2 separate regions of the Mus musculus genome follow, and region 1 is linked to region 2. A link is a loop called in an ENCODE intact Hi-C map of the cell type or tissue named here. Cell type or tissue: heart. All regions are shown on one strand. Links, peaks and the distances in the headings refer to the core of each region. The heading gives the core; the rest is flanking DNA. Region 1 overlaps Wwtr1 (WW domain containing transcription regulator 1). Region 2 holds the start of Rnf13 (ring finger protein 13).

Evidence for each region. Peaks named below come from ENCODE experiments on the same cell type or tissue, not always from the same donor. Only the 100,000 strongest peaks of a DNase experiment are listed, where the experiment ranks them.
Region 1: it touches region 2 in a loop (2.8-fold over the local background); 2 of 42 quality-filtered maps call a loop at or near these places.

Annotation. Positions count from the first base shown.
Region 1 is chr3:57,464,635-57,469,029 of GRCm38, reverse strand. The region is part of intron 4 of Wwtr1 (WW domain containing transcription regulator 1); the gene reads left to right. Among named protein-coding and RNA genes, the nearest start is that of Tm4sf4, 41 kb to the right of the region's middle. In heart, for the core only: a CTCF peak has its summit at 2,551; no DNase peak of the experiment used is centred there.
Region 2 is chr3:57,734,039-57,738,433 of GRCm38, reverse strand. It overlaps Rnf13 (ring finger protein 13), which reads right to left and starts at 2,377. Exons shown (of 10, transcript NM_001113413.3): 1 at 2,234-2,377. In heart, for the core only: no CTCF peak of the experiment used is centred there; a DNase peak (open chromatin) is centred at 2,533; H3K4me3 peaks cover 2,147 bases; H3K27ac peaks cover 2,028 bases.

The DNA.
Region 1 (4,395 bases), core at 316-4,315, 270 kb after region 2:
TGGGCAGGTTTGGTGCTATTTTAACTTACATCACTGTGGCTGTATAACCTAAATACTAAAGCTGGGTAAGATGTGTTTGGAGGAAGAGAGACCTGAAGTACTGAGATGTGGAGAAATCAGAGGCCTGTTTTAGACAGGGCTTGTGGTGCCCTGTGAATAGACCACAATAGTTAGCCTTTCTGTTGCCGTGATAAAATACCTGAAGCAGCTTGAAGGAGAAAAGAGTGTCTTACCAGCTACAGTCCATCCTTTAAGGAAGAAGCCAAGGCTGGAGGAGCCCAAAGCAAGAACCGAGGCAAGAACCATGGAGGAATGTTCTCCACTAGGCCGCTCAGCTTGCACTCCCACATCTGTCATCAATCAAGAAAGTGCCCCACAGGTCTGCCCACAGGCCAGTCTTACAGATGCAAGCTTCTCTTCCCAGGTGACTCTAGTTTGTGTAGGATGACGTAAACTAACCAGCACACCTGCCAAGACGAGAGAGGATGATAATTAGTTTTGAGCACTCTTCATGGTTGAGGTAAAGGTGGATGATTGCCCTTTTGCTTATAGAAGGGCTTCAGCTATCAGGTGACAGTCAAAAGCATTCTGATCTAGACTTTAATTACCCAGTTTTGATAAGGACATACTGGGGAGGTTGGTCCTTTATTTTTAGCCTTTGGTATTGTCCCCCACCCCCCAAATTTGTGGGCAGATATGGGGATTTTTTTTTTAACCTTTCAAAACAGGACTGTCTTACTTGGGTTTCTGTTGCTATGATAAAACACCATGACAAAAGAGCAACCTGGGAAGGATGGGCTTTATTCCATCTTATATTTATCCCATCACCTGCGGGAGGGCAGGGCAGGGCAGGGCAGGAACCTACAGGCAGGAGCCTGGCCTGTAAGAATGTGTTGTCTGGCTTACTCAGTCAGCCTGCTTTCTTGTATAACCTAAGACCTCCTACCTAGGGTAGTCCTGCCCTGCCCTCAGTGAGCTAGGCTGTCCTCCCACCAAGAAAATGCTCCAAAGACTCTCCTGTCAGCTATCTGATGGAGGCACTTTCTCAACTGAGATTCCTCTTTCCAGATGACTTTAACGTGTGTCAACTTGACAAAATAAAAACAAAACACAACAGTGGGAAACCAGGCAGGTAGAATTTTAAAAGTTCTAAATGTAGAACTATTATATTATAAAATACAACTCTCACCACTCTATAGTTAAACCTAATTTTAGGCAGTGTAAGTTTTCTTAGCCTTGTGATGAATTTTCACATTCTGATTTAATCTTTCAAAGGTGAAAGGTGACTAGGAGGAAACTCTTAGGTATCAAAGTGGATCTATTCCACACAACACTGAGGGATACTTTTAAAGTTATCTGCTTACACACTTATTTTTGTAGTTCTGGGGATGGAACCCATGGTTTTCCTTGTACCTCTTAGGCAAGTCCTTTACTGCCAGTGTCTTTATTTTGTCTTTAACCTGTGTTTTTGAGATTGGTATGTAGAACACAAGGTGAGGTGACATTAGATATCGATGCAGTGACTTCTGGAGCAAGCTCTGTTCTGAGCATCTTTGTCATAACAGCAGCATTTTGCACATGTGGTGTTATTATTCCCCCGCTGTGAGGTGGTAGGGGACAAAATTGTGAAATACCTCAATGGGACACAGCAAGGCCAGAATTCACATCCAAGTATTTGGTGCTGCTGTTTCTGTTACTGGCCACTTAGCACCGTGCATCTTATGTTAGGGACAGTGGAGGAGGATTCAGGTGAACTGTTAACTAGGCAGCGTGTGTACTAATTTGTGGTTGAAGGTGTGATTTTTTTCCTTTTATTTCTCATTTTGTTATCACCAGCATATTTTTTAAATGTTTCTATTTGAATAAATACTATTTCTTATTTACTTACTCAGAATGTATTTTATGGGTATCTACTACTACATACTTAACATGGTTACAGGTAGTGGGTGTGTAGGCATGAACATGGTGAATAAGATCCCTTCCTTCATGGGTCATTCATTGGGGAGGACAGATAAAACCCAAGTTGCTGTGAAGAAAATAGGTGCAGGTTAAAAGACAGACAGTCATGGGTGGTGGGAGGTGACCTTTTAGATAGGGGCAGGGAGGAGTGTCTTGATACCTGGCATTTGTAGGTTAGTAACTAAGGGAAATGGGCTTCGGTGGGACGTGTGTTCCAGACAGAGGGAATAATTGTATGGATTCAGGAGCTGGAAGCAATGTTAAAGCCAGACACTAAGATTGGGAGACTGTATCAGAGCCAGGCTGGGATGGTTTTTTGGCCACTGGGCTACAGGCAAGATGTGACTCCACTATCCATCCTGGTAGGGTAGGAAGCAGAGGTCTTCCTTATATTTAGCTGTTCTTTGGAATGGTCTGTGACCCAAGAATAATCGTACAATAATCTTAAACAAGTCATTCCATTGCATTGTTAATAATAAATGGTCCGATTTATTTACTTTTTTAATGCTGTTAGGGTTAAAAGAGCCCTCTGCAGTCTCTTGCATTTTGTTAGTTACTTGAAGAAGGTAGAAACATGATCCAGTGAGACCCCTACAGACAGGATATAGCATTTCCTCTTTTGGTGACTTGGAGACTGGTGTAACTAGTTAGGACCCAATGATGAAGAATGGGATAGCACTTCTCTTGGATTTAAAATGTGGAAAAGCAGTGAGCATCTCCCATCCGCATTCTACAGGTTCTTACCCTTTGTTATATAGTCTTTATTTATTTTTTCTTGGTTAGCATACAAAGAAATGGATTTCATCCTGACATTTTCATACATATATATTATGCTTATTTACCCCTCACTACACTCTGACATCTTTCTACTCACCCTCTCGATTGTAACCTCCTTCCTTCCAAGAAGTTCCCTTTCCTGCTTTTAAGAAAGTTTTTACTTTATCTTTTATTTAGTGCATGTGTGAGCACACTTGTGCCATAGTACACATGTGGCGATCAGAGGGCAACTTTCAGGAGCTGATTTCTCTCCACTTGGTTAATAGGAAATGCAGCTATTCTTGGAGGGAGGGAGGGAGGGAGGGAGGGGAGGAGGGAGGGAGAGAGAGAGAGAGAGAGAGAGAGAGAGAGAGAGAGAGAATATGAGAATGAATATGTGTGTGCACTATTAGATAGTGAGGCTATTAGCCAAAGGATTCTTGTATTTGCTAGAATATAAATCACTGACCAGTTGTTTTCATGCCAAGAGGTTCAGCATATGTGAGTGCTTGTAAGAGTTTGTGGTAGTCTCAAGTTTACTCACCCCAGGTTCAAGCTTTGCCTTCTGCAGGAGACTTTCAGGAAAGCCTTATTGGATAGTTTCCAATCTCCATTTGTTTTCCCCTTCCCTTCTCCCTCTTGCTCTGGCCTCGCTTGCTCTGGCCCATAGGTTTTTTTTTATTTGTTTCTCATTACAGATGGTTGTGAGCCACCACATGATTGCTGGGATTTGACCTCATGATCAACAAAAGAGTAGTCAGTGCTCTTAACCACTGAGCCATCTCACTAGCCCTCAAATCTCCATTTTTAACTTGCTTTTTTGTGTATTATTGAATGAAATGCATTCTCATTACTTGCGTCAAGATAAACAGAAGGACCAGGGGCCCTTTCTTGCCAGTTATTTTATTCCTCCTCATATCAACAGTGTAGTTTCTTAACAGACCTTTCATGGTTTGTAACTTATACCACCATAGTAAGTACTAGTAATGGTACAGTGAACACAAGAACTTTTACCAGCTAGAACAAGAGTTTTCTAGCTGGTAACTTCATTGTCTAAACAGCAATACTTTAACCTTCATGTTGCATGTAGCTTTTGCTACTCCGCCTATGCTCTGGGAATGCGCTGAGCTACCAGCCCCTGCCCAGTTTCCCTCGAATCCATGGATAAAAAACATGGATACACACAGTTGTTCAAGTCCCCCTTGCCTTTTTGGCACAATTGCTGGGTGCTACTTGTCTCCTGCCTGGAGAAGCATGTCTTTATCAATACTCTTAGCTCTGCACCTCTCCACCTGCCCTCAACTTTAGTTGCTCTGTTACATCTGGTCCCAGCTAAATACTCCCAACCACCGGCCTGTAGGAGCAGCCCATGGCCACTGCATCCGAGATCTCACAAGGCTGGTCACCTTTTCTCCCTCAGAAGCATAGTGAACACTCCCCCCAGGCCCAATCCTTTGTGTCTGTCTGCTTGCCTCCAGGGACCCAGAAGTTCTGCCTGTTCCTTCTGCCCAGCAATTGGCCCATGACTTCATTACTGACAGATCAAGAACCAATTGGGGAACAGGACCTTAGCATCAGAACCATCCCTATACCATCACATGAAGAGATCTAACCAACATCCTAGAACTCATATAGCCAGAATGTTCTCTTTCATGGTTTATGAATTTTAAGGGTATGAGA
Region 2 (4,395 bases), core at 73-4,072:
CCTTTGGGAGCCCTGTGATCCATCCAATAGCTGACTGTGAGCATCCACAAGTCAAACAGTGGAAATCACTACTTTGGCTTACTCATTTTGCTTTCAGCTATACATTATTAGTTCCTAACTTCAAAATGTCCAAAGTCATGTTTTATTTTAAAAGCCATGTTTTATTTTAAAAGCCAACTACTTTTAGTTAATACTAACATGACATAAGTATGTCATATGATTTTATCAAGCCAGTTAATACACAGTCTTAATAAAAACTACAAAACATAAAGTATCTTGCTCAACTCTATAAACCTACCCCAAGAGGCAAACACCTACTCTACCCTCACTTTGCTGAACTTAGTGCCCAAAAGCTGATATAAACTCTGTTAGCCTCAGATGCAGAAACATCAAAGGAAGTAAGCTGCAAGCTAGCAAGAAGCTAGGCTCCTCTAAAATCCTTACAGAAATAACAAGGATAAATGAGTAGTTAGCCCCAAACCTTCCCATATTCCATTTCCCTAAGCACGGACTTTATTCACATTACTTCCACTGCACATCGAGACACCATTTTGACTTCAGGTAAGGCAGAGGAAAACATACACATATGACTAAGACAACTAACTTTCCCTATACAAAGACTATAGTCTATATAATCAATTCAAGGAAGCATAACTATGATACAGACATATTTTATTTCATTTAATCTTCACAACTTCACCCTTTTTTCATTTTTTTTAACTTTCTCACTTATTGTGTGTGTATGACTTGGGAGGTAAGACATATACCACAAGGTTCATGTGGAGAGCCGAGGACAGCTTTGTGGAGTCAGTTCTCCCCTTCTTCCTCTATGTGGGTTCTGGAAATCTAATCCAGACCATTAGAACTGCAGGGCCAGCTCTACTACTCACCAAACATCTCACTAGCCCTTTCCATATTTACTGATGTCACCCAACACTGGAGGGTAAGTCTAGTCTGATTCCCAAATTTGAAACTCTTTGGAAACAGTTTTTTGTTTTGCTTTGCTTTGCTTTTTGCCTGATTCTACAATATTACACTTTATATCTTCCTCTTGACCCGCATAAAAACAAAAACAAAAACAAAAAAAAAACTATACCTGAAATTAACTCTATGGCCATAGATTATAAAAAGAAGAAAAAAGTCTATTAATGAATCCCTGTGGCCCTCCACACTCAACTCCTATTTAAAGACCACAGTCCTCTGAAATGAATTCTTTTTGACCCATTAAAAACTGTCTTTAAACAAGGCTTGATGGCTAGTAATTCCAGTACTGAGTAAGCTGAGGCAAAAGAATGGAAGTCTGAGATCAGACTGGGCTACATGTAAGGACCATGTCTCAAATAAATAAACAATGACCCTGTGGCCAATTAAACTCTCAAAAGTTCTTCCCTAAATCTTTAAATAGCCTGTCTCTACTGGCTCTTGGGAGGCACGGCCACTTTACTGTATTGTATCAGAAAGTGCAGCTGTCTTCTGGGCACTGCTGAAAGGAACGCAGTTTCCACTGGAACTGCTGCATCACTGGTAGAAAACAGTATAATCCAGGCAGGTTTGGGGCAGACATCAGCCTATAGCAGCTGCCCACGGTGCTGAAATTGAAGATTAAAATGGGAGTTATGGAAATTAACTACTGCCAGATTAGAAGAAAATAGGGCAATTGACCATAAGCAAGCAGAGAACATGCAGCAAAGTTGTTTCCCTCTCAGGGGCAGATCAATTCAATAAGCGTCCTTGCAAAAAAGTTCGGACTTCCAACATTGGGTAGGAAAAAAAAAAAAAAAGGCAGTATGTGGCCCTAGCAAGGTCACGTCCAAGCCTGTGAGCTGAGCTTTTACGGAAGGAAAGGGGAGTGGGTGAGAAAAGGAAGGAAGCAAGCGATGAGATTTTCTTCTTCTTCTTTTTAAAGACAAAACAGCCCGAGAGTATTTTCGCCGAGGACTTAAGAGGCAAGTCCTGGACTAGAGAAGTCTTCCAAGTATCTTTCCAGGCCACGGGGACCTCTGGAAGGGGCCGTGGGAAGCAAAATCCATAGCCCGACAACTTCAGATCTACCAGCCCGCAGGATGGGATGCTAAGGACTCCTCTCCCGCACGGGCCTGTGCTGTCACTGCACGTAGCAGAGGAGCCCGACCGTCCCCACCTCGGGCTACCGCACCCAGGCCGGAGTGGGTGTGTTCTCCCGGCCAGGCCCGACAACCCCCGCCTACCGCTGCGGAGCCACGCTGGTTCTTACCTGAAGTCCGCCCCCGGAACCTAGGCTCACGGCCACCCAAGAGAAGTCGCTACCCGGACTTCATGACTGAGTATCCGCACTGAGCCCCTACCCAAGCAAGTCGGAGAAGGGACCACAACAGCGGGCAAGCGGAAGTCCCGCCTCCCATGCCTCATTGGCCCATACTCGGAGGTAAAGAAATATTATTGGGCTGTGATGTTGCCCGTCACGGCCCCGCCCCTCTCGCGGAGTCGCGCAGCCTGCCTCTGCTGGGTTGGGAGAATTGCCCAGTTTTTGAGTGTCGTTCTGAACCGCGTGATACATCATCCCTATTAGGAACGGGGAAGATGAGGGAGGGACGGCTTTTGGAAGCCCTGGGTGCGGTGGAGAAGCCACCCTGGACTGCCCCAGCCTGATCCGCAGATGATTGGCTTGCAGAGTGAGGCCCTAGCGAAGGCTGTGTGTCTGAGTGGCCCGCAGCGATCCGAGGCCGAAGAGCCGCGAAGTGTCTTGCACCCTCCCGGGAGAGGGCCGATGAGGGCGGGGAACTCCGGGTGACGCCTTGCGCTGGAATCCAGGTCGGGTTAGAACTAACCGCCCGAGGTTTATGCAAGAACCACGAGGCCTGGCAGGGAGCCGGGCTGATCAGCTCACTGCTTGACTAGCCAAAGTCCAACCACGCGATTCAGTCCTCAAAACAGCCTTTCAAAAACCATGTCACCTTTTGAGGAACGAAAATCTCATCCCTTGAGTTCTCATACTTTTTCACCCCCTAGTCTGAAAAAGCAGAGTTCTTGGATTGAAATGACCTATTGGGCCATCAACATTAACAGCTCCTAAACTACTGCCTTTTGTTTTTAATGCGGTTTGATGCAAAGATTCTGACATGCCCTAATCGAACTGGCCCTAATAAAGCATCTTTGAGGCCCATACTGGCATCAAATATTTAATTAACATGTTTGGATTTTGGTTGTGGGGGGAGTTATTACAGGAATGTAAGTTGTTTATAGCCTCGTTTGCTTCAGGAGCCCTAAGTAGGTGGGGAACAAGAATAGAAAGATTTCCTATTCTTTTTTCTTGTGCCTTTTAAACTAGAATCTACTCTAAATACCACTCAAGCAATTTAAGAAAACAAATGTAAGGGATTGAAGATTGAGTTCACAGTCAGCACCCAGAGCACTTGCCTAGCAAGCACTAGACTCTGGGTTACAGAAAAGGGAGGGAACAAAAAAGAATCAGATTAGAATAATAAGGACCATCAAAAACATTTTCAGCTGCATAGCCCATAATTGTATAGTTAATGTATTTTTCATGTATTGGGAAGAAGACATTCACAACTATATAACTGTGCTTTGACAAAGTCATGAAGGTCGAGATTGGGAATATTGTTATGAAGGCTAGAGTACTATACAGAGAGGTGCTATATCTTTTGATGCATCTTTAATTAAATTCTCTCAAAATGGTTTTCTATATTAAATTAGATTTCTTCCATAATATAAAAGTTTTTTTAAGGACAAAAAATAAAGCCAGTTGCTAATTCCTTAAATAGAAACTCTTAAGAAGAGAACATTTTGCTTCTGTATTCAGTCTGCTCTGTAATCCATGGTAAATATATAGTTCTCTCAGAAATAAGCAAGGTAATGTATTTGTGTTGCACTTGGGCAGACTAATGGTGATATATATATATATATATATATATATATATATATATCCCTTGTATTGAATGAAGGCAAATTAGAAGATAGAGTGGAAAATAATATTTTCAATTGTCTTTTTTTCGAGAGCATGAAAATTTTAATAGAGTATATGATGATAAGAAAAAAAAAACACCAATTATTCCCTCCTAAAATCCAATCATCTGGATGTGATGGAATAGGCCTAAAATTCCAGCACTCAGGAGGATCTAAAGTTACAGGGCCTCTTTAGCTTTGTAGCCACTTCAAAGCCAGCCTAGGAAACATAAGACTGTCTTATTTACTATGACTGTGTGTTATAACCAAGGCAACTTATAAAAGCAAATGTTTAGTTGGGCCTTTGGTTTCAAGGGTTTATTAGCCAGGGTTCTCTAAAGTGACAGAACTTATAGAATGAACATATATGAATATATCAATATATGTGGGATTTATTAGAATGATGTAAAGGCTGCTGTCTAGCTAATCCAATAATGGCTGCCTATGAATAGA